Linked DNA regions of Homo sapiens: region 2 is linked to region 1. Evidence: chromatin loops called from intact Hi-C (ENCODE). Cell type or tissue: GM12878. All regions are shown on one strand. Each heading gives the region's core, and the rest is flanking DNA. Links, peaks and the distances in the headings are about the cores only.

Region 1 (15,609 bases), core at 3,862-11,861:
GGTGCAAGGAAGGAGAAGCAAACCCAGAAATCTTGAGTTGAATAGACAGGATACAGTCAGCTGGGGCCAAGGTGTCTGGAATTTTCAGGGCAGAGTACAGGATAGGAGGAAGTTAGTCAGAGAAAAAGCTCCAGAAATCTGCACAGAAGTTCCTGTGAGACATGGGCTAAATATCAGTTTTCAGGTAAAATGGAAATGAAGACTCCATGAGGCACGTCATAAAAGAAATGCCAGGGGGAAAAATAATAAGGTCGAGGAAATAAATATTATGAGAATTAAAAAAGGAACAAAACTCTCAATCACAGAAAATATTATGAGTTACATACATAACCAAAGTAATTTAAAGATAAAATATTGAAATTAATAAGAAATTAAAAGATGTAAAAGCAAAGACAAAATATCAACCGCATTTCTGTATACTGAAAACAGCAACAAATACACCAAAACAACAAAACCTAGGAGTTTGTAGGAGTAAATTTAGCAAAAGAAATGTGAGACTTTACTGAAAAATACATTAAAATTTATTAAGGCCATTAAAAAGAGCTAAGAAAGTGAAGTGATAAACCTGTGTGTAGATAGACAGTTGCAATATTATAAATATGTCTCTTTTCCCAGACTAACCTACAAAGTCAAAGGAAGCTTGACCAAAATTCTGTCAAGGCTCTGCATAGAATATGTCAAGTTGATTTTAACGTTAGTTTTAATTTAATTTATTTGTGTAAATTTAAGAGGTACAAGTGCAATTTTGTTACATGTGTAAATGTAAGAAGTACAAGTGCAATTTTGTTACATGGGTCTATTGCCTAGCATTAGAGTATGAGTTTTTAGTGTATCCCTCATCACTCAAATAATGTACATTGTACCCATTAAGTAATTTCTGAATGTTCTGAACTCTTTGCTATTCCACATAAAGTTAAAAATCTAGAAATTACTTAATCAATTTTAACTTTATATAGAAGAGCAAAGGGTTCAGAACATCCAAGAGAGTTTTGCTGCATCAGATATAATGATTTATTATAAAGGTGACCTGAGCAAGACCACGTGGTCCTGGCCACATGGATTAACTCATAGACTCTTGGGACAGAGAAAGAGGCAGCCTCCCTCTCTCCAACCCCCAGAAGTACATCTCACTTAATTAGAAACTTGGTAAGTGACAGAGACAGAGCTTCACACATTTAAAGAAAATATGTATGACATTATGGTGAATAACGCATTTTTACCTTAGTCTTTTTTTTGTTTTGTTTTTTGAGACGGAGTCTCGCTCTGTCGCCCAGGCTGGAGTGCAGTGGCGCGATCTCAGCTCACTGCAAGCTCCGCCTCCTGGGTTCACACCATTCTCCTGCCTCAGCCTCCTGAGTGCTGGGACTACAGGCACCCGCCACCAAGCCCAGCTAATTTTTTGTATTTTTAGTAGAGACAGGGTTTCCCTGTGTTAGCCAGGATGGTCTCGATCTCCTGACCTTGTGATCCGCCCACCTCGGCCTCCCAAAGTGCTGGGATTACAGGCGTGAGCCATTGCGCCCAGCCACCTTAGTCTTAAACTGCACAAATTATGAAGGATAATATAAACAAACTCAGTGACATTAAAATAAAAATGTTTGTATTTAAAAAGACACTATAGGACCGGGCGCGGTGGCTCACGCCTATAATTTCAGCACTTTGGGAGACTGAGGCAGGTGGATCATGAGGTCAAGAGATCCAGGCCATCCTGGCCAACACGGTGAAACCCCGGCTCTACTAAAAATACAAAACAATTAGCTGGGCATGGTGGCACGCGCCTGTTATCCCAGCTACTCAGGAGGCTGAGGCAGGAGAATGACTTGAACCTGGTTGCAGTGAGCCGAGATCACACCACTGCACTCCAGCCTGAGCAACAGAACAAGACTCCATCTCAAAAAATAATTAAAAAAAAGACACTATAACCAAAGTAGAAACACAGACTATACCCTGGAGAAGACATTTGCAATGAGCATAACTGACAAAGGTTTAGAATCCAGACTACAGATCAACGAGAAAGAAAATACAGTAGAAGAAAAAATGGTCAGAGGATATGGAAAAGGATTTCGGAGAAAAATAAACCATAACTTTGAATAAACATGTGAAAAATATCCAAACTCATTACTAGAGAAATAGATGTTATTATCTCAGTGCATGACACTGTACACCTGTCAGGAAAATTTAAGGGTACACACTCTGAAGGGCTGGGAAAGATGTGAAGAGGAACAGGTGTGTATGGTAGGAGTATAAATTTGTACAACTACTTTGGAGCTACATTTATCAATAACTGGTCAATTTAACATAAATATGTCCCACAACCCAGCAATTTCACTCATAGCTATCTATTTAACCTTTAGATAAGTGATAAGGAACCTATACAGGGTTGGCCATTGCAGTTCAAATTAGGTTGATATAAGAGAGCATCAGAAACAGCAGAAAACCATCAAGAGGAAAATGGATAAATAAATTGTAGTATATTCATGCAATAAAATGCTGTACAGAGAAAACAAATGACCTAGGATTTTGGGTAACAACATATATAATTCTCACTAACCTAATGCTGGGAAAATAAGCTGGTTGCAGGAAGAGTCACACATTTTAATTTCACGTAGACAGCTTTATAAATAGAGAAATAAAGCACAGTGCACAGGAATGCATGCAGACATGATAAAGGCAAGAGGAAGCACATGGAATCAAATGAGCATCAAATTCAGGATGGTGGTATCTCGAAAGAGGCGGTGGTGAAGGAATAGGAACAGGTTCATGGAATGTTCACCTGCACGTGGGAGGTTTTATTGTTTTGGCTGAGGAATGGACAGCCTAATTCCCTCTTTTTTTTTTTTTTTTTTTTTTTTTTTTTGGTGTCTTCTGCCCTTTTTTGTGCCACCTAACACTGTCCTGCGTGCCCACCGGGCCAGGCAAAGCCTCCCTGCCCCTCCCTGTTCCTCTTGCCCTGGGGCCCCTGCCTTGGCTGTTCCTGCCACTTCAGATTATTTACCCCCAGATGTTCAAACAAGCAGGCCTCCCTTCTTCCAAGTCTCAACTCAAACCTCACCATCTCAGGGAGGCTTCCTGACCTCAGCGCCCTCGTCACCCTAGGCAGTGTTCTAGTTTAATTCTCCACGCGGCAGTCAGCATTAGCTGGTAGTTCCATTTGACTTGCCGTAGTTCCTCTCTGGCTTTTGTTTACTCCTGTCTTCCCTCTCTAGAACACAAGCGCCTTAGCAAAGGAACAAGCTGTCCTGTTTTCAGCAGGGACTTGTGCTTGGTGCAAGGCAGGCATTTCACTGGATGAATGAATGAATGAGTTAGTGAGACAATATGAGAACCGTAATCATAACATGGAATATCCATATCAGTTTCTATCGGTATTTTTTTAAGCAATAAAGGCAGAGATTTATTGGAAATGAGGGTACACTCTATTGAAAACGAACGTACACTTCACAGGGTGGGAGCGACCAGAGTAAAAAGGCTCAAGGGTCCCTTTACAGAATTTTCTGGGGTTGAAATAGCCTCTAGAGGTTTCCCATTGGTTACTTGGTGTACACCCTATGAAAAGGAAATAGTGGCCCCACAATCAGTCTGATTGGTTGGTGGAAAGCAACCAATCAGAGACTAAAGTGAACTTACAAAGTTACACCCCTATGCAAACGTCTGATTGGTTGCGGAAAACAACCAATCAGAGATACTTTCAATTTTCCATCGGCCACACAGAAAAAGTGTGTGTGTGTTGGGGGCGGGGGGTGGGCGAGTTACAAAGGGAGTAGCCTCTGGTTCTTTTGTTGTTTAGGTGTGGAAAGTTAACTTTCCACATCTGTCAGCATTTTTATTAGAAGGAGAGTCATGGACAAACGTGCATAGCTAGGGGATCCCCAAGAATGAGGGGTCACAGTGCAGAGAGAGAGGAGAAAGGAAGGGGAAAAACTGCATGCAGGAGACTGTACTTGAGCAGAGCCTCGTAGGTCAGGCTGCGTTCCGATGGGTACAGGAGAGAGACTGAACAGCAGCACGCGGGGCGGACTATGCTCACATAGGGCAAAGCCATCGTGCTTCTGGGGTGGGGACACCTTGTGAGAGAAAGAAAGATGCTCAGAGTCAAGGCCAGGGTGAGGGCCCAGCGTAGGTGAACGGGTGTCAGGGCGATGAGGGAAAGTGGTCTCTCAGCTGATGTGCGATGAGCTTATGCGCAATGCCAATGGCCCATGTTGATCAAGCAGACCATATGTGACGACCCTGCACTAAGCACTTTACATGTAGTAACTCATCTCATCCTCTAACAACCAGGTGAGGTGGGTGATCTCATCTTCCCTAATTCTCAGATTAGAAAACGGAGGCTCGGAGAGGTTAACCAAGGCTCCAAGGTCACTTGGGCTTTGGATAATAGCAACCGATGCCTGTCCCCTGAACTCTGCCCCCTTTGCACAAAATACCAGAGAATATTGTGAAGACCCGGTGCTATTGAGGGATGGAGGAAGTAAGGACAGGGTCATACTAGAACCGCCTCTCAGATACATGCATCCAAACTCTCAGATGGTGGCTCATGCAGGGTGCAGCTGTGGCTGGGAGCTGCCTGGCAGCCAAAGCAGAAAGAAAAGTGTGTGATTCAGTGTCCATCAGAATAATAACTTTTTAAAATCTTCAGGAACAAGTGTGAGTTTTCCCATGCTGTGGCTCAGGAGAAACCCTTCCTGAGGCCTTTATAAACAGAATGCTGGTAACTGGGCTATTTTCTCAACAGTGCCCCCATGTGCCAGCCACAACAGTCGTGTAAATGTTGCTTTCTCTCATAATTTCCCATTTTGGAATTGTTATAATTCCTTCCCCACCTCCTGTAGGTGGTATGCTTGGGGTTCTGGGGGTTCTATGATATGTGCATATATATAGTATAGGAATGATACATATATTCCGATATAACCGTATCACAGGAATATATGTATGTGTGTGTGTATACGTATATATCTTCCTTCCTTCCTTTCTTCCCTCCTTCTTTCCTTCCTTCCTTCCTTCTTCTCTTTCTTCCTTTGCATAGGTACTTTCTGAGTGGCATTACATGACAGGCATTTGTATAAGGACAAGGGATATATGAGAAAAAGGTAATTCAGCAAACAGGATCTCTGGAATGTTCAGAACACATGGGGTAAACCACGTGTATTAGTCAGGATTCTCTAGAGGGACAGAACTATATATATATATATATATATATATATATATATATATGATGGGATATATATATATATATATATGATGGGATATATATATATGATGGGATATATATATATATATATATATGATGGGATATATATATATGATGGGATATATATATATATGATGGGATATATATATATATATGATGGGATATATATATATACGATGGGATATATATATTTCATATATTCTGTATATATATTCACTGAAATAAGGAAATATACATATTCCATATATTCTGTATATATACAGAAATAATTTTATATATATATAGATAGATATATAAAGGGGAGTTTATTAAGTATTAACTCACATGATCACAAGGTCCTACAATAGGCTGTCTGCAGGCTGAGGAGCAAGGAGAGCCAGTCCCAGTCCCAAAACTGAAGAACTTGGAGTCCGATGTTCGAGGGCAGGAAGCATCCAGCACAGGAGAAAGATGTAGGCTGGGAGGCTAGGCCAGTCTCTCTTTTCACATATTTCTGCCTGTTTATATTCTAGCCATGCTGGCAGCTGATTAGATGATGCCTACCCAGATTAAGGGTGGATCTGCCTTTCCCAGCCCAGTGACTCAAATGTTAATCTCCTTTGGCAACACCCTCACAGACACACCCAGGATCAATACTTTGTATCCTTCCATCCAATGAAGTTGACACTCAGAACTAACCATCACGCCATGACATAGGACAAGTTATTGCCTGGGACAAAAATGAGCTCATAAACAAAGAAGCTTCCTTACATACAGATTTTATAGATTCTCTAGTAAAAACAACTTCCAAGGTCACCTCCTCCTCCTCCCAGTCCTCTGTCCGCCCCCCCACAGCCTGAGCACCCACATCATAAATGGGGAGCAGCTGGTGTCCCAGATTTTGGGACCCTTCCCTGTCCTTGGCGTCTGATGCTCTATGGCTTCTTGGACATTTGTTTTATTCACAAACACTGAAGAATCAGTTTAATTAGACATCTTCCAATTCTATGTCAAGCCCTTGGAAATCCCAAGTGTTTAGCAGTTAGGAGGGAGGGTATAAAGGCTCCTGCTGAGGTCACAGTCTGGGGGCAGGATTGGGCCGGAGGGGCAGCCTTAGAGAGGATGCAATTAGCTGGTATTGAAAATAACAGAAGAAAGAAATCCTCAGGTGCAGGGCCACTCACACACACCTTGACGTAAGGGTCAGCAAACGAGGAAGGAGAAAAATTGAGTGAGTTCTCAGATGTTTATCATTAGCAGAAACCCACTGGGTAGGCTTAGATTATTAGTGTAACTCAGTGGCACTCACCCTGCACAGAACCATGAACAGGCACTGCTTCCCAAAAGCAATGGGCCCAATCCCAGGGCCCTCTGTAATCTGTCCTGATGCATGGTTAAAAGCTTAGTATTGCGACTCTTTAATTTAGAAAAATCAATCAAACTTTGACAATTTTTCCTTCTTCCCTCCCTCTCCTTCCTCCCTTTACTGCCTCCCTCCCTCTCCTTCCTCCCTAGTCCCTCTCCTTCCTCCCTAAGTCCCTCTCCCTCTTCTCTCTCCTTCCTCCCTGTCCTTCCTCCCCTCCTCCCTCTCTTTACTGCCTCTCCCTCCTCCCTCTCCTTCTTCCCTCTCCTTCCTCCTTGTCTCTCCTCCCTCTCCTTCCTCCTTCTCCTTCCTCCCTACCTCCCTCTCCCTCCTCCCTCTCTTTCCTCCCTCCCTCTCCTTTCTCCCTTCCTTCTCTTCTTCCTTCAGTTAGGAAGGAAGTGCCATTACATGCCAGGCACTGGTATCAGGACAGGGGATACAAAGAAAATGCCTAATTCATGCAAGTCATTTTAGCTTGCACCCGGTATGTCTTGGATTGCTAGTTCTGAGAGAAAGGAACCAGCGCACCAGGAAGACCCTCAGGCAGCCCCATGGACAGTTCTGTGCAGAGAGGGATCCAGGCCCCCAGCCAACAGCTGGCAACAAATGCCACTCATGTGGATGAGGCCTTGGAAGTAGACCCTTCATCTCAATCAAACTTTGATGACTACAGCCTGGCCAACATCTGACTGCAGACAGGAGAGACCCCAAGCGAGGACTACCCAGCAAACTCTTCCCAAATGTATGGCTCATAGAATCTGTGTACACGATAAAGGCCCCTAAGTGCTGGGGTGATCCATCATGCAACATTCGATAACTGCAACAGACACTGAGCCCAGTGGTTGGTGCACCATCAATGCTCAGACAGTGGTGGCTGCTGCTTCTGTCAAATAACAGCAGTTCCATGTTCTGACAGATGTCCTAGATTATTCCAGGAAGTCGCATGGCTCCAGACTCCCTCCACACCCACAGTGCCCCCTGAGGAAGCCTGGCCCCACAGATGGTGACTGGCGGGAGCCATCAGACCCCCTGTCTGATTGATTGCACTTGAGTGCTAGAGAGGAGGCCATGAGAGAAAGTCACACACGTGAAACTCACACGGGAAACCACAGCCTCTGCACCTCCGCAGGACACGGCACGGTAGCTCAGCCAGAGCCTTGGCGACCTTGGGTGCCCTTCGCGAGCTCCTGCTTCCGGAGCCGGCTCTGCAGCTGTTCTTCCTCCTCTTGTGTCTCTTGTAGCTTATAATAAAAATCTCTCTCTGGGAATTTCTTTGTTCTTTGAGCATTTCTTTGTTTCTTGCAGCCTAAAAGAGCCCATCTCAAACAACAAGGGTCTGGGTGGAGGAAGGGTTAAGGACATCTTATTTAGACTCAAAGAGCCCAATCAAGCCTTCTGCCTGAATGGAATGATTTGTGCAGTTCCTCGGTGAGACAAGAAGCTGCTTCTCTGCTCTGCCTACTAAGAAGGCCTGGATTTCCATACATAAGTAGATAAACACAACGTGCTGAAGGCAGACAGGGAAAGCAAGAAAGAACACACTATTCATTAACTTCTCCGCTTCCTAATAGGATCACCACGGGCTGAGCAACATTTCTGCTTGAGTACCCCAGCACAAAGCCCTGTCTGGGCCTCAGCCACCTGGTAATTCTCAATTAGGCTCCACGGCAGCACTAACGGCTGGCTGTTGGCTCCTACAGGTAGAGCTTATTCAACAAGGGGCCCGAGCTGTATGCCCGGAGATCACGCATGCCCAGCCTGCTGGGCCACCGTGGGCGCTGGGCAGTCTCTCTGCATTTGACCCTTTCATGATGCAGCTCCCAGTTCCCTGGGGTGGGGGCTGAGGAGCCTGGCAAGCCAGTGTGGCCATCCCCAAGTTACTCAGCACCACAGGCAGCAGCATTTTACAGCACATAGGAGGGAGCAAACCTTGCAAAAATGGATCGATAGAGACTGCTTATTGAAAGAACCTTGAACAAGCACATGTGTAAGGATTGAGAATGTGGTGTCTGAACTGGCAGCATGTGCCCAGAGCAGCACAGACCTCCCAGGAAAATGAAGAGAGGAAATCGAGGTCCCAGCAGCCCCAAGGCCCTATCTTCCTGTTTCTGCAATCACAGAGTCTTCACCTTGCCTTTTGCTCAAAGCACCGGACATCAACCTGTGGGCCATTGTCCACATTTGGCTGTCTGTACCTAGACCTGCACTGATGGATGTGGCATGCTCAGAGGTGGAGCAGATTCAGGCTGTTGTCAACAATGGTTTTGAACTCACCATCATGTTCTAAGTTAAATATTCCTCCGTGCATCATCCACCTGAATGGTTGTTCTGTGATCCCTGGAACAAGAAGATAGAGCTCCAAATGGCACAACCAGATAAGCATCACCCACCCCCGCTCAAGAATTCTGTTCGAAGTGTGCTTATTCCCACCTGGGCACACAATGTACCCATACAATAAAGCTTGCTGAAGTTGCAAACCTGCCCGAACATGGGGCTCTCCTACGTGACCATGCACCTAAAGGGCTCCAATCCCTCTGCCAATCACCCTAAGAAGTTTCCAACCTGCTCCATTTGGCTGAGAATCCTTTACTGGCTCCCCATCACCAGTGTGAATTAAGTCGCACCCCCTTAGCCTTCCTCCAGAGCCTTCTCTGAATTGACCCAGCCTGGATTTCACCTGTCAGTCATTCTTTGATATCCTTGTCTGTGAGTCCCTTATCCTGAATATGCTGAGCCCCTACTGAATACGCCCTCCCACCGTGAGGCAGGATAGCGCCGTGTGGAAGGCACAGGCCTGTGGATCAGACAGACCTGGACTCTGATTACTTAATCTGTTTGAACCTCAGTTTCCTCATCTATAAATTCAAAATACTCATCATCGTCTGTGCTGTGTAGGGTTGGCAAGAGGATTACACGTCAGTCCTGGAAAGCAGGACTCAAGGCCCAGCATGCAGTGCACACTAACCACCCGTCGACACTCCAGGGCCCCCCACTCTAAGCATGCCTACTGTGTGGTGAAGTCACTGCCTTCATTGCGGTTATGGCCATCATCCTCCTCACTTCTGCCTTTCCCGTGGTGACCTGGACTCCTTCTCACCCCTTCCTGCATGGCCCCTGCTCACCCCTTCCTTTCCCAGCCTCTGCTGGAGGCTCCAAGCTCCAGATCCTGATGTAGGGCCAGCCTTGACCATGTCTGCCTGAGCCTGGATTGCTGTTCTGTGGCTGGACTTTGTGGGGATTTGCAACAGCCGAGCCTCACCATGCCCAGCTCAGAGGCCGTCCTTAGCATGAGTCCTTTCATGTGACATCATTTAATTAAGTGTTATATTGTATGGGTCTATAAATGTCCACCTGAATTTAAATCTGCCAATAAAACTAAAAATCTCCTATAAAAGGAAGACAATGATTGTGAGCAGATATGGCCAAATGCCCATAAATCAGAAGGGGTGATGTCTCCAGGCAGAGGCTGGAATTGGAGTCACTAAGTCAGGTAGGGACCATCACCCACAGCCAAGGGGCCTTTCTTTCAGATGCCACTGTGTACATTTAGGATGTGATGATCTGAAGTGTGGAACAGTCACCCCCACAGTGCATGTAGCTGAGGGCACGCCAGGACCCTGACGCCAAGCTGCCCGGCCCCACCTGGGCACTCTTCCTACCGCAGCAGAAGCGAATTTCGGGCCTAGAGGAAATCGAGCCTGTCCATCCAGGGACAAACCCAGGCCTGGTGGGCCCTGTGCGGGAGTTTCCCAGAGGTAACCTGGTACCCAGCCAGGGGCAGACAAGTAACTGTGCTGGAGTCCCTGAAGGACCAGACGAGGGTGTTTCCCAAAGCAGGGCACACGGAGGCTCCTTCACTCGTGGGTTTCTCACTGGGACCCTGAGAGGTTCTGAGAGCAGGGAGCATCCCTGGGTAAAGGAGACATGGTTGCACCTGAAAGAAGGGTGCTGGGCTGTAGAACGCTGCACAGAGGTGAGCCCAGAGCTGAGACAGATTGCACCTGGGGCCTCTGCCCTCCAGCCCGGGGCCTGTTCTCCTGGGCAAGGCAGCAAACCTTGTAGCGTAGTTCTCTGTGCCCATCCAGTCTCGAGGTCACATGTAGAAAACTGCAGTTTTCTAAGAAAAACCAGGCTTCCAGTGGGTGTAAAGCCTTGAGCTCCCAGCTGGTCCATCAAGGCTCAGACTGGTTTCCAGCACAGTCCCATGATGGGCTCAGCTCAGCACCGAGTGTGCACAGAACGCCCACGCAGTATCTCAGAAAGTGTGGAATCCAGGACTGACAAGCGTGCCCTATCTCCCTCCAGCCAGGGTTCTGGCATCCACTCAGAGAGCCTCTCAGACCCAGGGGACCTGGAAATGCTAGCCTTTCCTAATCAACCCCACCTCCCTTCCACTCCACAATCCCCCCGTCACCTTAACCATCCCACCATCCTGGCTCAGGCCCTCTGCCTCCCTGTAGAGCTGTTTATACCCATGACTTTCCTCTTCCTGGAGCCTGGTTCCCCAGGACGGTCAGTGCCGCAGGCCTCCACCTGCCTCACCCCAGTGGTCTCAGGTGCTTTATAGGGAGTCTACCCATCCAATCTCCCAGCACCTGGCTGAGGAGGTGATTTCCACATTCTAAGACACCAGCTGCTGCTCTACTGTGCCATGAAATAAGATGCCAGCATTTTAATAAGAGCTTCCTGGGGGTGGGGAAGTAGGGCATAGAAATACAAGTCTCTCTTGGTAAATGGACACATGCATTCTGAGACATCTGACTTCAGAAACACACGTCTTAGGATTCAGGAAATGTGATATGGCCCACCTTTTTCAGGAAAGCAGAGAAGGCAGTGACTTGCCCATTATGGCTTCAGTGTCATGCCAGGTCACTGTGCAAGATGCTACTATTTACGGGAGACTTCCAGGGTCAATGTGGCTGAGTGGCAGAGCTGGGACAAGACTTGGGGGTAAAGCAGACCCTGGCCATAATGCCAACTCCGCCATCTATAAGCTGCAGGACTGGGGCGAGTCACTTGAACTCTCCTAGCCTCCGTTTGCCCATAGGCAGTGGGCAGGTGGTCCAGGTTCAACTTCCTCATTGCAATACCCACCTCCAAAAAGCTGTGAAAACTAGAAGCATTTTTCGAACTCATTCAATGATAAGACCCCACCTGACGTGACCTGGCCTCTTTGGTAACCAAATCTGACCTGAGCTACCTGCAGTTCTTTAGTCTTTGATGGATCAGATTCCCAAGAATATTCATATGTTTCATGTAGAACTGCTATATCAGTTGTGTTTGATTACAGGTGCTGTCCCCAACCCCTGGGGTGCTCCATGCAGATGGACTGGGGCCAGGGCCATCATCTCCATCCTATGGACTCTGATCAGTCACCTTCCCCTATTTTCAGGGGTGGTTAACAAGAGCCGGGACTGGCACAGCTCTCTGGGCTCTGGTCACATGTCCTTTGCTGTCCTACAAACTTTTGGGAGTGTGCTCCGGGAAATGGTGCCCTGGTGGGGAGGGCTGCTCCTGAGAAGCTCCCATGGTTTATTTGGCCACATGCAGGGGCTCTTGCCCTCTCAAGGGAAACCACACAGCAGGGATGAGAGGGCCGAGGGCCAAGTGCCAGAGGTACAAGTCCTGAGACAAGGTCTGGAGTCAAGGGTCGCGGGTCAGGGGAGCACTGGCGTCACTGAGTAACATCTTCATGAAGTGACTCTTCCAGAGCAGCGGACGTCAAGGGTGGGGCTGCCTCTGCCTAGGCCAGGGATTACCCTCTTGCTTCAGATTTGGAACTGAAACCGCTGGGATCGGCGCCTCCACTGGGGGCCTAAATCCCCTGTTACTCTTTTTCAATGCCTTGTCATCGCTGTCCTGTTTGATATTCTTGTCTGTTTCCTTTTGCTGGAACACAGAGGAAATTTATACCTCATTCTTAGAAAAAGGAAAAAAAGATAGTTGTGCGATTGTGGGCAGAAATAGTCAATTGTCAGCTGTTTACAGGATGGGGCATTGGCGGATTCAGACTGGGACTCCCACCCACTGTGAAGACCCTTGAAAGTGATACCACTGCAAACCTATAGGAGGGCCCCGAAGGAAAATTCTCCTTGCAAACTGTCCTGCCCCTGAAGCTTTGATTCCTTTCCTGCTGCTGATACCGCTGTCTGTCTGTTCCACATGAGCTCCTCTCTCCTCTGCTCGGCCGTCCTGGACTACACAAAATCTCAGTCCTGCCACAGCCTGATGCTCTTCCCCCACACCCCCAAGCACACACACCGCACAACATACTCAGCACCTAGATTCCCAGGCTGGGCCAGGAATAGGGCCTGAGTCTATGGGGTTCCCATCAGCATCTTCATGGGGGGATCCTACAAAAACAGCCATCCGCAGCTCTTTGCCCAAATATATAGGAAGTGACTTCTTTTCTTTTGTGCCTTCTCATCAAAGGGTGGCATCAGACTAATATGGGTTTTGTTTGCCACAGCTTTCTGTCAAAAGACCTTGGGCAAGTTCCAAATACATCCATCCTCAGAAGAGCTATATATTAAGGATTTCTGTATAGTAAATTATCACTGGATGCATTGGCTGCAAAAACAAGCATTTGTCACCTCACAGGGTCTGTGGTTCAGGAATCTGAGTGTGGCTTTGCTGTGTACTGCTGCCTTAAGTTCATTCACTTTCAAGATGTTGGGCTGGGCTGAGTCTCATCTGAAGGTTGGGCTGTGGAAGGATCGACATGGCTGTGAGCAGGATTCAGTCATCTATGGGCTGGCAGTCTGAGGGTGTCACTCCTCTGTCGCTGCAGCCAGATGTCTCTGCCTGTTCCTGGCCCCATGAGTCCCTTCACAGGCTCACAACCTGGCAGCTCGCTCCCCTCTGAGTGAACAAGGGAGGGAGAGAGTGAGACAGAAGTCACTGTCCTTTGGTAGCCTCATTTCAGAAGTGACATTCCAGCAGTTTTGGCCACATTCTGTTTATTAGAAAGAAGTCAATAGGTGCAGTCTGTACTCAGGGGTGGAGCTTACACAAGGGCTGAGTTCCTGGAGGGGGTTATCCCTGGAGTAATCTGAGAGCCACCTACTCATGCCAACTGCATGTATTTCAAGAGACACACACATACACAGAGCCGCACATATACACATGGCTTCTGGACACACTGTAAGAACCCAATAAATGGCAACTAACTTTTCTTAATTACTAAGACCAATTAACATTTGACTGTTATTCACCTGCCAGTTTAAGGTCCTTGAAACAAACTCATTTTTTAAAGTAGGGGCAAAATGTCTGTGGTTTGCCAGTTTGGCCACTGAGTCATCATCTGACCTGAGCATGTGCTCTCTGGCCCTCGGCATCCACACCTCGGAGATGCAAGGCTGCTCTGTCCTCTCACCTGCATGCATGCTGGACTGTGTGCCTTTTCCTGTAACCTGGCCAGACTTCACTGGCCCCCAGCTTAGCCCAGGTCCCCAGCTCTGGTGGCCTTCACTGGTCCCTGTTCAGAGAGGAGAATCTTGATTCTACAACTCCTGGCTCTTCCCAGGACCACATGACCTTCCACACCACCTCACTGTGTCCCATGGATCATCTTCCTCCTGTTACCAACTGAGGTCCTTACAGAGGAGGCTGGTCATATCCCTCAGGGGCCAGCAACTCCCACAGTGACTGCACAGGGCGGTATTCAGAGGACACTTGCTGGCCTGGATGCAGGCTGAGAAGAGATCACACCTAAGGTCAGCATGCTGCCATCCAGGATGGGGGAGGAGACTGGTCCTTCTGGGAAGAGCAAGTAGTTCCGTGTGGCTGGAGCATGAAGACCTGACCCAGGTCATCTGGGGCACTGAAGGAGCTCTCCATTCATCCTGGGAGTATATGGAACTTTGGCAGCTAATCCTCTCTAGCCTGCAGCCAGGGCCAAGCTGATATTTGTGTGTCAACAACAGGAGTGAACAGTTCCTCGGTGCTCACCACAGGCCAGGCTCTGTTCAGCATTTGGCATTTTTAATCAATTTGATTCCCACCACAGCCCTAGGAGGTAAATGCAATTATTATCCTCACTCCATAAGTGAGGAAACTAGAGCACAAAGGGGTTTGATGATGCATTCAAAGTCACAGGGCCAAGAAGTGATAGAGTCCAGGTTTGATCCAGGCCCAGAGTCCTAAGTGCTCTATGATTTTTCCTGGGGATGACACAACCAAGTCCTGCTGCAAGGCCTGGGAAGGCCAGCCTTGGAGAGGATGGTGCATAGGAAGCACCTTCACTGGTCTAGTTAGAAACAGGAGACCAAACGAGAGGATGAGGCCTCAGAGGGGATGGGGATTTGGGAATGACTGACAGGACATGAAGGAGGTTAGGATGGACAGGATCTGGTGGCCACTTAGCTGGGCAGGCACTCAGATGAGTGTCTGTGAAGAGCAGGACAGCATCTGTCAGAGGCTGTGCCGCCAAGTCTGTTCCTGATGTTCCTGACCACGTGATTTGAAGTCAAAGGGTCCGTTAGTAGCCACCCAAATGCATTCATCTCACCCACTGCCCAGGTAGAGCTGATTTGTCAGGAGAAGGGAATTGCAATCTGTATTAGTCTGTCCTCACTGCTAATAAAGACATACCCACATTTCTGAGACTGGGTAATTTATAAAGGAAAGCGGTTTAATTGACTTACAGTTCCCTATGGCTGGGGAGGCCTCATAATCATGGCAGAAGGCAAAGGAGGAACAAAGGCAGATCTTAAATGGAGGCAGGCAAGAAAACTTGTGCAGGGGAACTCCTCTTTATAAGAGTATCAGATCTCGTGAGACTTATTCACTATCATGAGAACAGCATGGGAAAGACCTGCCCCCGTGATTGAATTACCTCCCACGGGGTCCCTCCCATGACACATGGTAATTATGGGAGCTACAGTTCAAGATGAGATTTGGGTGGATACGGCCAAACCATATCACAATTGAAAAAGAGTTTATTTATTATTATTATTTTGAGACAGGGTCTCTTTTTGTCATCCAGGCTGGAGCACAGTGATTCAATCACAGCTCACTGCAGCTGCAACCTCTTGGGCTCAAGTGATCCTTCTACCTCAGCCTCCCAAGTAGCTGA
Region 2 (15,609 bases), core at 2,952-10,951, 180 kb after region 1:
ATAAACGCCAAAACCTCAGAGCCATTGTGGAACACAGATCATAGTGGATGGCCAGCCAACTCCACTGTGGGCAGACGTTGGTGTGGTCCTTGGGCCAAGCCTCCCTTTCTTCTGTGCTGAACTTTGTCGGGAGATTCGAGGCAAATGCTTGCCTGCCGTTCTTGAGGAACTGCTGTACCAGAAAATGAACCCAAATGTGACCCCTTCAGACTGAGGGGTTGAAGGTTTTGTTTAATATTATGGAGGCGGCCAGGCGCAGTGGCTCACGCCTGTAATCCCAGCACTTTGGGATGTCGAGGCAGGCGGATCACGAGGTCAGGAGTTCCAGACCAGCCTGGCCAATGTGGTATAACCCTGTCTCTACTAATAATAACAGAAATTAGCCAGGCGTGGTGGTGTGCACCTGTAATTCCAGCTACTCGGGAGGCTGAGGCAGAAGAACTGTGTGAAGCCAGGAGGCAGAGGTAATAGTGAGCTGAGATCACACTACTGTACTCCAGCCTGGAGGTCAGAGTGAGACTTCGTCTCGAAAAAAAAAAAAAAGAAAAAAGAAAGAAAGAAAAGAAACAATGAACAGAACAGTGCTCTAAAAATATTTCTCTTTTTGTTTAAATGGAAAAATGGAGAAACACATGAAACAATAAATCAAAAATGAATTATAATGGTTGCCACTGGGGGAGGGAAGATACAGAAGGAAGAAGAGAGAAACCTCTCTGAATACACCTTGTTTTATAGTTTGCTTTTGAAACCATCTACATTTAAAAATAATCCTTAAAGCTTGAATCAAAAAGAAAAGAAGACCACAGAAATTTGAAAACAAGCTGAAATAAATTGTATTTCGAGTTGGTGGCAAGCACACAAAGAAAAAAAATAATTGTTATAATTGACTTTAAATTCTGAATCTCAACTGTGTCTCCCAAGAGACACAAAAAGACCGCTTTCAGATGTTTTATTGTTAGAATCAATATTGTTATTTTGAAATTAGCTTATATATATTTGTATAATAAAACAAATATTATTTACATTGATGTTGTTGAAGCCAAGATTTCCAACATGATAGAAAACAGATGCAAATGTAACATCGAGGAGTTCGGGAAAAACCCAGCAGTCCTCAGTCAGAATTGGAAACATCAGCATAAATTAATGATTTGTTTCTCTCTTAAAAAATTTATTATCTAGTTCCTAGCTCAGTCCAACACAAACGCCCAGAAACTTTAATAGTCCACAGCAATGAGCACTTAGGAACCTGGATTATGTTCTCTAAGCATGATTTTCCACAAAAAAGCATCAAGGCTTTGGCCTGATGCAGTGGCTCGCACCTGTAATCCAAGGACTTTGGGAGGCCGAGGCAGGCAGATCAATAGGTCAGGAGTTCGAGACCAGCCTGACCAACAAAGTGAAACCCTGTCTCTACTAAAAATACAAAAATTAGCCAGGTGTGGTGGCAGGCACCTGTAATCCCAGCTACTCAGGAGGCTGAGGCAGGAGAATCGCTTGAACCTGGAAGGCAGAGGTTGCAGTGAGCCAATATTGCGCCACTGCACTCCAGCCTGGGTGGCAGAGGGAGATTCCATCTCAAAAACGTAAACAAACAAAAAAGAATCAAGGCTTTTCAGGAAAGTGGCTAAGTCCAGTTCTCAGGCAGGAACTATGCATGGCAAGCCTGAGGAACTTGCTACCCCAGAAACTGAAGAAGCTACCAGAAGTCATTGTGGTTGTGTCAACAGGACATGGAGCGAAAGGAGACCATTTGAGCATCATAAGGAATCTAATGGGTGTTGATTGAAAGTCATTCATAACTTCGTGAGGACACTCAAAAATCAAACTCATCACCGGGGGTGGCCAAGGTAACCACTGACATTCCTCTGAAAACTTCAAGAACAAAGGGAGGAAAAAAATCAAAATTTACCTTGCTTTCCTATAAGATGCATGTTTCAGAATTACTAAATAAATTGATTACTAAATATATTACTAAATGAATCATTGATGGAAAAGATTGTTATAGAAATATACCAGCTTATAAATTCAGAAAGAGTTATAAAATTTCAAGATTACCATTTGGTGACCACCAGTGAGCTGCCGGATCCAGAATGCCGTCATCAATGCCACCCGTCCCCTGCACCGGGAGAGGAGTTATCGGAGGAGATTATGATGGACCACAGTCCAGGCTGACAGCACCCACCCTCTCATCCCAGTCGACATAGCTACCACGGCACAACTGGACTCATGTGCCTCTTGAGAGAAAAAAAGGGAAGTGCTCATTCCCAAAACATTGAACCTGAAGCTTGCTGGGTCTTGACAGCAAACACCCATTTATTAGAAGTTGGTGGATTGTAGAAACATTTCGAATAGCACAAAAATAAACTGATCAGCCAAACTGAGATATTCTAAGGTCAAATGATACATCAACAACAAGTTTAATAAGCTCCCTTCCCCCCACCCCCAAAAAAGAGAGGAGGGGCTATCAGAGATTAAATGAAACTGGAGACAAAACCACCGAATACTTGTGCCAGTTGCTCTTGATTCAAACAAATCAAATATAAAAAGAAAGTCTTGAGGCAATTAAGAACATGTGGACATGGTCAAGTGAACTTAATCAGTTGCATGACGGCCGGCGCGGTGGCTCATGCCTGTAATCCCAGCACTTTGGGAGGCTGAGGTGGGTGGATCACGAGGTCAGGAGATCGAGACCATCCTGGCTAACATGGTGAAACCCCATCTCTACTGAAAAACTACAACAAAAATTAGCTGGGCTTCATGGTGGGCGCATGTAGTCCCAGCTACTTGGGAGGCTGAGGCAGGAGAATGGCATGAACCCAGGAGGTGGAGCTTGTAGTGAGCCGAGATCGCACCACTGCACTCCAGCCCAGGTGACAGAGTAAGACTCTGTCTCAAATAAATAAATAAATAAATAAATAAATAAATAAATAAGTTGCATGATGTCATTTTTGTAGCAAATGACAAAGTCAGGAATCCAACCTGAGACACCACAGCCCTTGGTGATCATACAAAATCATGACCTTCTCCTAGGGTGTAATGTAACTTTAATATGAAAAAGTATGCTGAAACAGCTGGCATCTGATAAGGACAAACATATAGTGGCCTTCAGCAGTGTTTGGAGAGTGGATGAGCCAATGGTTAAACAAATGGGCGGAGGCATGTTTGGCAGGAGAGCCAGTATCACATGCAATTGGTCTCCCATCTTTCTGTGGGATCACCTACCAGGTTCATCTGAAGCTTAGGGAGACTCAAAGAGCCCCAGACACCGAGACATCGCTCTAAGATCCTGTAGCCATGCAGAGCTGACTTTTCCTCTGGAAACAGTATAATGATCATAATGAGAATGAAGACACAGACCTCATTTCTATGGTTAATTAGAAAGATATCTCCACGACTAGCGGGCATTTTCTGGTTTCTGCTGAAGAGCCTGTTCTGCTCTGCATATCTGTGCAATATCCAAGCTGGGGTATGGACCCTGGGAGAGGAGAGACCCGGAGAAGATGAAAGGATGAGGGTGGAAACAGAATGGTTTCACCTGCAAAGCGCAACTCACATATTTGCTACTGGAACATGCTGAGGGCTGGGGAGGTGTGGATGTTTTATGTAAGTCTACACAGCATTACTGTAGTGATTTAGGAAAAGGCTCTTTTATGAGAAAATGGCTAAGATATCTGAATTCAGCTCTTGCACAAGCAGGATAGAACCCGCAGGCTGCAGTCAAAAGGGACATTTTATTTTTCCCATGAAAGCAAACATTTCCTATTCAACAGAAAGACAAGCACACCCAGACTCTGCCAGGTGGAAATTTAAGATTGGGTGAGGGTGATTTTCCTCAGCCTCCTGCAATGAAGACAGGCTCAGGGCTATTGCAAGTCTCCCACCTAGAGCAATTAGCAGCCGCATTAATGTGATGCAGAGGGGCAGCTGCACTTGGAGGTAGGAATGGGGAGATACGGGTGGGATGGCGAGGTGCAGGTGGGACAGGGAGATACAGGTGGGATGGAGAGGTACAGATGGGAGGAGGGGATTCAGGTGGGTTGGGGAGATGCAGGTGGGATGGGGAGATGCAGGTGGGATGGGGAGGTGCAGGCGGGATGGGGAGATGCAGGCGGGATGGGGAGGTGCAGGCGGGATGGGGAGATGCAGGCGGGATGGGGAGGTACAGGAGGGTTGGGGAGGTGCAGGCGGGATGGGGAGGTGCAGGTGGGTTGGGGAGTTGCAGGTGCGGTGGGGAGGTGCAGGCGGGGTGGGGAGGTGCAGGCAGGGTGGGGAGGTGCAGGCGGGGTGGGGAGGTGCAGGTGGGATGGACAGGTCCATGTGGGAAGGGGAGATTCAGGTGAGATGTGTAGGTACAGGTGGGATTGGGAGGTATAGCTAAGCATCTCCTCTGGCATATCAGGCCCTGCCTCATTTGCCGGACTCAGAAGGGGCTTCTGGGGTCTGGACTGGACAGAATCCTTTTCCCAGCCCAAAGCCTGTCCTGACCAGGGCAAAGAGCCCACTCTGTGGATCAGCCTAGTGAGGAGGATCTGGACTCTGTCCTGCAGTGAGCAGCCAGCGTGCTTGGAATTTGGTGCAGGACAGGAGACTTCACCAAGGGCAAACTCAGGCCCAAGACTATCCCCCTGGGCAGGAGAATAACGCAGCAGCCCTCAGCCAGTGTCTCCTCCTCAGCCAGTGTCTCCCAGGTCCATCCGCGCAGCCAGTGTCTCCTCCTCAGCCAGTGTCTCCCAGGTCCATCCGCGACTCCAGGGTGTCTGTCTAGGACCAGCTTGCTGCTTGACTGTGATATTTCATTTGCTTTTATTTGTTCAGGAAACGGGATGAGAGCTCCAGTTCTCTCCTCCCATGCCTGGAAGGATTGGAGAAACCTGTAGCCCCACATCCCAGGAGTATGTGGAAGCAGAGGATGCTGTGAGGGTTATCTGGCCAAAGGGCTCTCACCCCTGCTGACCTGGCTGCAGCCCGGCCTGCAGGAGCCCCTCCTCCCTGCCCCCTGCCATCTGGAGCTGCAGAACAGGCTCTGGGTCCTGCCTGAGGCATCTGCTGAGCCCCCCACCTGCCCATCAGGCTGCAACTCAGCCAGAGCGAATACCACCCCTGCCCCTCCATGCCTGCAGCCACCTGGCAGCCCCTCCTTGCTGCCAGCTTCACGCCAGTTGACCACCCTGCCACTCCTGCTGCCTGGATGTACCAGGAAGAATCTGCTTGCTTCTTTCTAGTCTCACTGTCTGTGGGGTCCCCTTGCAATGAGGGCCCCAGGGCAGGCATGCCTTAGGCTGGGGTAACAGAGACATGGGCGTCTTCCTGACGCATCCCCATTGCCTCGGGGAAAGGAACTCCCTTTACCCCCAACAGCCCTCTCTGGCCCTGGGATTCTTTCAAAATCAGACCAAACAGGGCTGCCATTTCCATCCTAAGGCCCCTTCCCTGTCGCAGTGCTGGCGTTGGTGCTGGGGGAGTGAAGGTGAGCGGCCGGTATGCTGGGGTATAGGTGGGGCTGAGAGTGCTGAAAGGTGCAGGTGACATTCGCCAACAGCTGCAAAGGCTGGGGGTGGCGCTTGCACTCTGGGAAGGTCAGGAGGGGCCCCTGGGAGAGGTCACACATGAGCAAGATGGCAAAGCACTATTTGGAGCACACAGGAGAAGGCACCGGAGACTCATGGCTTCCAGGCACCCTGAGTTCAAATCCTGACAGCCTCTGTGTGGAGGAGCTGGCTCCCATGGGCTCCAGTGTGGCCTGCTTCCCTGTTTGTTTAGTGAACGCCTTAACAAAAAAGGTTTTAGGGGGTGCCTCACCCTTTAAAATTGACAGGACCACAAATCACCCCACACACAATTGTGTGTGTGTGCGGCCCGCCAGGTGGGGAGGGCAGGGCCTTCCTGTGGTCAGGTTCCCAGAGAAGCGCTTCCAGTAGGGGCCACCAGGCATGGCCCCTCTGCCCCACCTTGATCATGTTCATGCTTACATCTCAAATGCACGTGTCTGCTACATCTTTCATTGTCTTTTAAGTCAATTGGGAAAAAGCAAAACAGAACTCCCTAATTCAACCTCAAAGTTAACGCATCCATGTGAACTAAAGAAGAAAACGTGATTTTCATCTATCACAAGAATAAAGAAGTGAAACACTGATCATATTAAAAGGGGTGTGGGGGAATTGGGCACTCTTTCATTTTTGGGGTGAGATCATTAACTGGAAAATGGTTATAAAGAGGAATTTGACAGCACACATCACCTATAAACATTGTAAGATGCTTCATTTTGAAAAGTCTGTTTTATAGACACAAAGTGCTCAGAAGTTACTGCATAAGCATGTTCCCAGTGATGCTGTTTTTAACAGAAAAAAATGAAAAAAGAAATATGGATGATGAAAATGGCTGAATGAGGAAGTGGTATTGTGTGAGCAGGAAAGGGGAGCAGGTGCATCTATTTGCAGTGACCCACAGACACATCTGGTTTCTGCAGGAAACGAAAGCCAACTGATATGATGGTTTCGTTTTGATGCCACTTTATTTTTTTTAAAGTGTATGTGTTAATATGTGAACAGAAGAAAAGCCACATACCTACGTGTTAACAATAATTACTTCCGGGAATGTATATAAAGTGTGAATTTCTGCATTGTTTGCATGTTTTATCAAATGTTACTTCTTTTATAATTAAAAAACAAACCTGAAAAAAACTCCATGCTGAGGTAAACACTGTCTGCTGGTTTGGGTAATCAAGGAAGAGAGTAGTTTGTCTTTATCTAATTTGCTTAAAACGTGAACAACTTGAGGAATAGCTCACACTTCCATTGCACATTCTCCGCCAGGAAATGCTGAAAGCGCTTTGCACATATTAACTCACTCAATCCTCAGAGCCGCTTTATGAGGTATGTGCTGTCATGATCCTCACTTTAACAAATGGGAAATATGAGGTGCAGAAAGGGCAAGAAACTTTCCCCAAAGCTCACGAGAAGTGCGGCACGGATTTGAAATTAGGGTGTCAGCTCGAGACGCCAAGCTTCAACTCCCACCCCACCGGGGCCCTCCCCAGAGCCTCCATGTCTCCCTGCCGTTGCCGGGCACCTCGTCCAGGGTGCCTTCCTGTTCCCCACTGCTCAACCTCCCCAACCTCCCCAGCCCTTACTGCCAATATCCTCAGAGGGCTGGGGAGCCCAATAACAGCACCCCCCAGGTGTGATCAGAGGACAGCGGGCAGAAAGCACTGGAATGGGCTTAAACACTAAACAAACCCCAGTGCCTTTGAAGTACCATGCTCTGGTCACTTGTGTTGGTGAAAGCCGTAGTCCTGAGGCCACCTGCCCTCTCCCAGAACTGAAGAGCTGGCACCCATGAAGGGCCAGGCTGACCCCACTCCCCATGCAGCCGCAAGCCAGGACTGCAGCAATGCAGAGAGCAGAGACCACCAGGATGGCCCCTGGCTGGGCCCCCAAATGACCTGCGGGCAGGCTGTGCTCACAGGAGGCTGCGTGTCTGCTGGAGTCCGCACCTGCCAGCCTGGCTCTGCATCTGGAAGCCTTACAGGAGCACCTCAGAGCCGAGCTTCGAGGCCTTGCTGCAGTCAGATGGGGAATACACGGCCCACCTGCTCCCCAAGCAGCCTGCCCTGCCATGCTGCCCTGTGGGTCTGGGGTACCACTGGATGAGCTCTGGTGACAACAAGGTGAATCATGCCTTCCTTGGAGCAGTGAGAGCCCTTCCAATTATCACGTTTCCAGAGAAAAATGAAAATCTAAATTGAAATCCTCTTTCTCTTGCAAGTTTCAGCTCAGCTGCCGACTCCGCTCTGGAAGCCCGAGGGGCTCCCGGGGGCTCAGGCTTCCTTCCGCAGCAGCCACCCTTGCTGGGGCTGCTTCCTCCCAGAAGGTCACGGCTCTGCGGTGTCTTGTTGGTCATCTGTCCTGTGTCCAGCACTGACACTGCTGCAGCTGTGAGCCTTCCCCAGGGCTCGGCCAGTTGAACCCAGGAGGAGGCAGATCCATCCAGCTGCTCAGAGGCCCAGGGTGGCCTCTTTGGGAAGGAGCTGCTCTGTGCAGAGCTGGGCCTCTGAAGATCTGGGATCCTCCAGGCCTGGGGTAATGAAAGCCCTTCATTGATGGCCAAACCTTCCCTCCACCAGGGCAATATGCCCCACACATCACTGTCCCTTCCTTGTCACCTTCCTCCCTGGAGCTGACCCAGTTATGGGCTTGAAAATATTAATCTACTTCTTTGGGTGACTCCAATCTGTCTTTACTATAAGTCAGGAAACTGAGTGCTGGACCCCAGAGCCTCCTCTGTCTGCCGCCTCCTCCTCCTCTTATTTTCCTCCTCCCCCTTTACCTCTCCCTCCTCCTCCTTCTCTTCTTCCTTCTTCTCATCCTCTTTTTTCTCTTCCTCATCCTTCTCCCACTTTTCCCCTCCCTTCTGCTCCTCCTCTTACTTTCCTCCTCCTCCCTCCTTCCCTGTCCCCCTCCCTGTCCAGCCACTGGGTTTCCTAACATGCTCATTCTGGTTCTGTCCTGCAGGTGAGAGTTTGGGAGTCCAAGGCTCCGGGACCCCAGTGCTCTGTTCCCAAGCTCTGTTCATTTTCCCCTGCATGAGGGAGGGGTCCCCCTGGAGGTCCCCATGTTCCCTGGGCTCCTGCTGTCACTGTCTCTGTGCTTTTCTGCCCAGAGCGTTGCCCCTCCCTGGATCTCCCTGGGACTCCTGCCCCACCTTTCTCCCAGCTGTGCTCTGTCTGGGTAGGGACTCCCTGCTCCTCCACCCTGAGAAAGAGGCGGGAAGGTCATCGGTGATGGTGAAGGTGTTTCATTCAGATCTCAAAACCACGCTCCTTCTTGGTAACCGGTGCTGCAGCTCCTCACATCACCTAAGGGCCCCCTCCAGTGGGCTTGCCCCTGCAGGGGGTCACCTCAGCCGCCATGTCCTGGTAGAGCCGTCCGTCTCCTCTGGCCTGGCCTCGCTGCCCTCTCCAGCCACCCCACACGCGCCTCCGACAGCCTGGACTCCTGAACACAGTGCGGGTGGTTCTGTCTCATTTTCCTCTTCATTGGGTCTAATCTGGTCCATAAAATGGCAAGTGTTCTCCTTAGGAATATCTCCTCTTCTTCCAGCTCAATTCAAGGGTTTTAATTTTTCTTTCACTTTCTCACTATTGGTCCTCAGACAGGAGAGAGGAAACCATCACTCAGGGGATCCTTGAGGCAGAAACCACACCTGTGGGAAAGGGATGTGGGCGGAGAAGGGGAGGAAGGGGAGGGAGTGGAGGGGAAGAAAGGAGAGGGGAGGGAAGAGCTGAGGGAAGGGAGGGGACATTCTTGACAGGCAAGACACTCTGCCTTCCGGGGGAAGAGTGCACAGGTCCCTAGAAGTCTCTCCAGTGCCCTTTGCTCCTCAGGAGAATGGAAGGAGGCCCCTTCTCTCTGGAGCCATGAATCTGAGGACCAAGGCTGTGCCTGCACCACTCTCTGCAAACATCCTCCAACCATCTCTCTCCAAAATACGCTGGGAACTCCTTCAGCCCAGCCTGTGTTTTAGGTTTTTAAATACATCTTTGTTTAGGAAATGGTCTGCCATTTTTTGAATATGTTTAATGAAAAGACGAATGAATGAGCCTTGGACATTTGAGGGTGTCAAATAGAACCCAGGTCAACTGAAAGAATACTCAGTTCTCCAAGGTCAGGCTAGAACTGTCCTCTGGACCCCTCCCCACCAACACCCTTAGTGGGCTTTTGTCCTTCATGGAATGAGACCATCTCACCTTAAATAAATCTCAAAGTCTATGCTGCGGCTCGATCCAGCAAGTCAGGGCTGCACCAAGGTGGGGTCCCTGAAGTGAGTTCCTGGGATGCCCAGACAAAGGCCGGCCATCCTTCAGCCATAGGGAGGAGCTGACCTGGTCCGCATGAGGCTCATAGCTGGCAACTCACTCTATGCTGGGTTGAAGGACACTGGTGCCCACTGATGGGCTCCGGGGCCACACAGGAACCTGGAGCAGCCCCACAGGTCAGCTGGGCCGTCCTGCCCAGGGCTCTGCCCTCACGCACCTCTGGACCGGGTCCTGTTCCAGGGTGGGAGATCAGGCCTGAAGGCTTAGGGATTGATGCTGAGGGGCCTGTGTCCCTGGTACACATCCAGCCTGTATGAGCTTGTGTGGACAGGAATCCGCAGGGCAGGAGGAAGACTTTCATCCACCTCTGTATTAGTCTGTTTTCACGCTGCTGATAAAGACATACCTGAGACTAAGCAATTTACAAAAGAAAGAGGTTTAATGGACTTACAGTTCCACATGGCTGGGAGGTTTAATGGACTTACAGTTCCACTTCCACTCACATTCATGGTGGAAGGCAAGGAAGAGCAAGTCACATCTTACGTGGATGGTAATAGGCAAAGAGATTGTTCAGGGAAACTCCCATTTTTAAAATTCAGTCTCCTGAGACTCATTCACTATAATGAGAACAGCACAGGAAAGACCCACCCCCATAATTCAATCTCCTCCCACCGGGTTCCTCCCATGGCAAGTGGGAATTGTGGGAGCTACAACTCGAGGTGAGATTTGGGTGGGGACATGGTCAAACCATATCAGGCTCCTGTGAGATTTGGGTGGGGACACAGCCAAATCATATCAGCCTCCCAGTGTCACACAGGAACCTGAACCTTCACCTTCCAGGGGTATTGGAAGGAATCCTCCACCCTCCCCTCTGCCCACCCACTTCTCCCAGGGAAGAGGCGTGGATTCAGTGAACACACTCCATGGCGCCCAGGTGGCTCCGAGCTGCTGGGCTCTCCCTGTCTGGCCTCCCAGGGCCACAGTGGACCTTGGCCCCGACCCTCTGTGCCTGGCCTAGTGGAGCTCATTCTGCCCCTGGAAGGAGCCCCCACCCTGCCATTTTCCAGATGCTGCATTTATTTGGGATGAAGCTGTAGCAAGGTCCTCCATCCAACCTGAGTACTGCATGGCTCAGGGCACAGTGCAGATGTTGTGACTCTGGTCTTTCACTTTCTACTTCTCGTTTGGATCCTGACTCAGAGAGGGTGAGGTGCTCCATTCCCCCCGGCCTCTCCAGGTCCCAACACACACACTTCCTCCATTTCCACGTGTCTCACGTAGTTCTCGTCTTGGCCTCAAGAGAAGAGCTCTGAAAGTGGAATTCCACAGACCCTGGAGAGCTAACATGGGCCATTCTGGGCATGCTCCGGCTCTTCCAGCCTCAGCCTTTCCATCTGTAAAATGAAGGTTTGGACGGGAGGCTCCGTCTGCATTGGGGGAAGGGGTCCTCTGGAGACGCAACAGATGGCTTAGCCTCTGCCCATCATTGCCAGCAACAGGGCTCGCTCCCCAGGAGGCAGCTCATGCCACAGCTAACTGCTCTTGTCAGAAAAGCTGTCCTTCCATTCAGCCAAAAATCTGCCTCGCTGTCTCTCCACCCAGTGGACCTGTGTCCCCAGTACACATCCAGCCTGTTCGAGCTCGTGAGGATGTTTTTCTGCAGGACAGGAGAAAGATCTTCATCCACATGGGAGTGTTCTTCTTCCAGAGTCATTAGAAGCCTCTTTCCCAGCAGAGGCGCTGAGAGGGTGGAGGACTGCTCTGAGCTTCCAACAGCCTGTCGCCCTCCGTCTGACCTGCACGTTTCCAACACACACTTGGCACTGGTTACTCTGCTCTGGATGTGTTCCTCGTGGTCAGCATCCACTGAAAGGGAGTGTAACCCCGGACGCGGTTGCAATCCTGCAATCCTGCAGTGGGTGCACTTTGCCCTTTCCCAGGCTGGCCCCTCTGTAGGGGGCTGGGGTCCCTCGCGTGCGGGGCAGCCCGTCTGATGATCTGGGCTCAGGGCTGGGGCCAGCAACACCCGCAGGTGTACACGGCATGAATCACAAACCGTTTTGTTTACCTGCGGTTGGTTTTTGTTTTAATCCAGGGAACAAGCAGGGCTTCACTTTTAACCCTACTCAATTCCATCTTGTTCACTTCAGTCCATTGTTTCGGCCTGTCAAGAGGTCTTTTCTGTCTGGACAATTTCCTCCACCACATTAGCCTCCCCTGTGAGCTTTGATCTGCACATTTGACAAGCAGGTCTGTTACAGCTCATCCAAGTCATTGATAGAAACGGACCAGGATGGGGAGTGGACAGGTGCCACTGGAGACTTCCCTCCAACTTGACATTGATCCATTAATCAATATGCTCCACAGCTCTGCCACTCCCTGACAGCTACAGCCTCTCTTCCAGGGTTCTCCATGGGGCCCATGGTAACAGAGTGGGGACTCCACACAACTCCCCTGTTGCCTGGGTGGGGAGTCTACCAGAAGTCTCAGGGTCCCGAGGAACGTGTATTCCTGGGCTGCACCCTTCTGAAAACCACAGTGGCCTGCCGTCTTCACGGGCACCACGCTGTTGTGGGTCCTGGTTACCCTCTGCCCGCTGACATCCTCTATCTATCGCTGTGTTGGCTTGGAGCTCTTCAAACCCTTCCAAGCAGCATCCCTGATGCCGCCAGCAGAGCCAGGGCTACTTCTCCTTGGCTGCACTTGGCTCATCTGGCGTCCAGATGCCCCTTGCTGCAGGCTGCACACCCTATGTGCAGGTGCCCAGGACGCCTGGGCGGAGGCTCCATGTCGTACTCATTCTCTGTCTCACCCTCCCCACGTCCAGCGTGGAGCCCTTCGTAGACACTCAATAAACATGAGCGTATGGACTGACCAAATCTTTCCATTCTCAAATGCATCTCGCAGGGCAGGGGTCGATACAGATGGCTTGTGTGGCCAAATGTGGCCCTGCTGCCTGCTTTTGCAGGGTCTGTGAGCTAAGACGTTTTAAAAAACATTTTTAAATAGGAAAAAATTTAAACATACCACTTCATGATACATGGCAATGATATGAAATTCAAATTTCAGTGTCTATAAATAAAGTCCCACTGGAACGCAGCCACGCTCTGCACTGACGTGTCACCCACGGCTACCCCCACACTGCCGCAGCTGAATCGGGGAGTTGAGGCCGACACTGCATGGTTCACAAACCCGAAAATAGGTGCTCACTTGCCCTGTACGTACGTTTGCTGATTCCCCGCTTGGAGGGAAATGGGTCTGCTTAGGACAGAAGAAACATCCACAGGCGAAATGCATTCATTTATTCAAGAAATATTGATTTGCAGCCAGCCTGCGGGAGGCGAGATGCTAGGTGGGGGCAATTTGGTAGGAATCTGGAGAGAAAAGGCCCTGCTCTCGCTGACATCAGAGTGAGTTAGGAGAAACAAAAAGCAAGGAAAGAAACAAAAATAATTCCGTATGATGAAAAAATGGTGTAAAATCCCAGGGAGGGGCAGCAGAGCCCCAGGACAGGGGGACAGTGGAGAAGACCTCAGAAGGGGGGCAGCCTAGGGGCGGGGGGAGAGGAAAGATGGGGCAGGTGGGCTGGGTGTGAGGTTCTTGGGGCAGGTGCAGCAGGGAGAGAGGCCGGGACAGATGGATGAGGCCCTGGCAGGCAAAGGGCTGGGCGTTGCTCCAGCGGGACCAGAGGGCTTTAAACAGGGACGCGCCACCATGGGATTTGCATCCTGAGAAGAGCTGGGAAGACCCACAGGCAAGCACCAAGCCTTGGGTGGTGACACAGGAGAGGGCGACATAGCCTCTGTCTCCAAAGAGCTCTTGTGTTTGCAACGTGAGCTCTCGGAAATGTTAGGTCCTGGGGGCCAGAAGCAGGGTTTTTTTTTTTTTTTTTTTTTTTTTTCATAGAGACAAAAAATAATTTGCTGCCTTGCTCATGTGTTCCTCCATCCCCCCGTTTACCCTTCCTTTCTCCCTCCCTCCTTTCATCAGACTGTACCCAGCGCTGGGGGTCCAGGGCACACACACACCCACATCCCTCTGCTCTCCCTGCTTTCAGCCCCTGAGTCTCTGGGAGCCTCCCTGTCACCCCGCAAAGTAGCACTGCACTTGCTCATCCCTTTTCTCTCTTTTTCAGGAAAGCTCATCATCATACTGTTTACCTATTTCTGTTGTTTGTTTGGTCTCTCTCTCCCTACAGTTTCACTAGGATAAGGAATATTTCTCTTTTCTTCATAGCTGAATCTCCAGTGCCTAGAACCCAGAGCAGGCGCTCTGGAAAGATTATGAAATAAATTGATGTAACCCTTGATTACAAGAATAGCTGAGAGAAAACTGAATGAATGGTGCCTGCAATGTCTCTTCCATGGCTAACACCTTTCGCCCATGTGGAGTCTGCCCTACTTCAGGAGATTCACAATGGACGGGACGCATTCTGCTTTCAAAGCACAGTACCTGCCCCTGACGTTCAAAGCCCGCGTTCTCCAGGTTTCTGATGTCCTGTTCTCCTTCTCTTCATGTGTTTGCTTTTCAAGCTGGCTTGGTTGGTGTTTCTCACTGCGGTTAACAGGGAATCCTGTGCAGCCGAGAATCTGCCCTGTCAGGTCCTCAATAGAGGGTGCACATGCCTCATAGATTCCCCCCAAACTCTCAGCACAGCCCCCAGGTCTGGTCCTTCGCGGGCTCTGGCCACTCTGCCTCGGCTCTGACATGCCAGCTACAGAGGCCAGCTCTCCTACAGCAGCTCATGCCACTTCTGGCTCTAGGCATCCGGCCTGTCCTCAGTGCACAGTGTGTGTGTCAGGCCATCCTGGCATTGCTGTAAAGAAATACCTGAGCCTGGGTAATTTATAAGAAAAGAGGTTTCCATGGCTCACAGTTCTGCAGGCTGTACAGGAGGCATGGTGCTGGCATCTGCTCAGCTTCTAGAGAAGCTTCAGGAAGTTTCCAATCATGGTGGAAGGCAAAGGGGGAGCAGGCATGTCACATGGAGGAAGCAGGAGAGAGAGTTAGGGGGATGCCATGCACTTTTACATGACCAGATTTCGTGCAAACTCAGAGCTCACTCATCACTAAGGGGGTGGATGGCCCAAGCCATTCTGGAGGGATCCCCCCATGGTCCAATACCTGCCACTGCCCCCCCCCGCAACACTGGGAAATACATTTCAACATGAGACTTGGGTGGGGACAAATATGCATCCTATATCAGTGTCCACAGAGTTTCGTTCTGCACCTGAAGAGGCTCCTCTCAGATGCTGCCTTCAAAGCGGCAGGCGTCCCTTGCCATTTCTTCTGCCCCAGGTCCAGGCCAGCCATAGGCAGGTCTTTCTGGGTGTTCCCAGGCAAGAGCCCACCTGAGGCTGTCCATGGTTCCCCACACGCTAGCCCAGGATGAGGCTCCCTCACCCAATTCTCAGATGTCCAGATCCCTTTCAAATAAGTCTACTCCCAATTCTCTGCTCTTACAGATCCTGCATCTGGCTTTTGCCTCAGTCCACCAAAGTGAGGACCTCCACATGACCATCATGAGGCATTCTCATGAAGAAGATCCAGGCAAATTCTGGGAGAGACCAAGAGACGTAATTAGATCTGCAGAGGAGCGCTTCTGTGTCAGTGGGGTTAGGACCTCCAAAAACCTACACCTCCATAAAAGCAATGAGAACACTGGAAAAATCTGCCAAAATCAACTTTGTTTTCAGAACTCTACACATGAAACAAAGCCCCAAAGCAACCCAAGAAGCATCTTTGTGTTTTTTTCAGAAAAAAAATGGCTGACTCTCAGTAATAACAGGGAGCTC

The links. Hi-C counts contacts between places; a loop is a spot of excess contacts. Peaks named below come from ENCODE experiments on the same cell type or tissue, not always from the same donor. Only the 100,000 strongest peaks of a DNase experiment are listed, where the experiment ranks them.
Region 2: a loop joins it to region 1, with 5 times the contacts of the local background. A loop is called at or near these places in 2 of 110 quality-filtered maps.

Annotation. Positions count from the first base shown.
Region 1 is chr22:47,911,081-47,926,689 of GRCh38, forward strand. No RefSeq gene overlaps it. Among named protein-coding and RNA genes, the nearest start is that of EPIC1, 290 kb to the left of the region's middle. In GM12878, for the core only: no CTCF peak of the experiment used is centred there; DNase peaks (open chromatin) are centred at 7,671 and 8,179; H3K27ac peaks cover 1,568 bases.
Region 2 is chr22:48,091,984-48,107,592 of GRCh38, forward strand. It overlaps LOC107985536 (a long non-coding RNA gene), which reads left to right and starts at 6,786. Exons shown (of 2, transcript XR_001755616.2): 1 at 6,786-7,666; 2 at 7,765-8,222. RefSeq lists enhancers at 6,269-6,378, 6,399-6,608, 6,679-6,918 and a silencer at 10,383-10,615. In GM12878, for the core only: no CTCF peak of the experiment used is centred there; a DNase peak (open chromatin) is centred at 6,458; H3K4me3 peaks cover 1,181 bases; H3K27ac peaks cover 3,358 bases.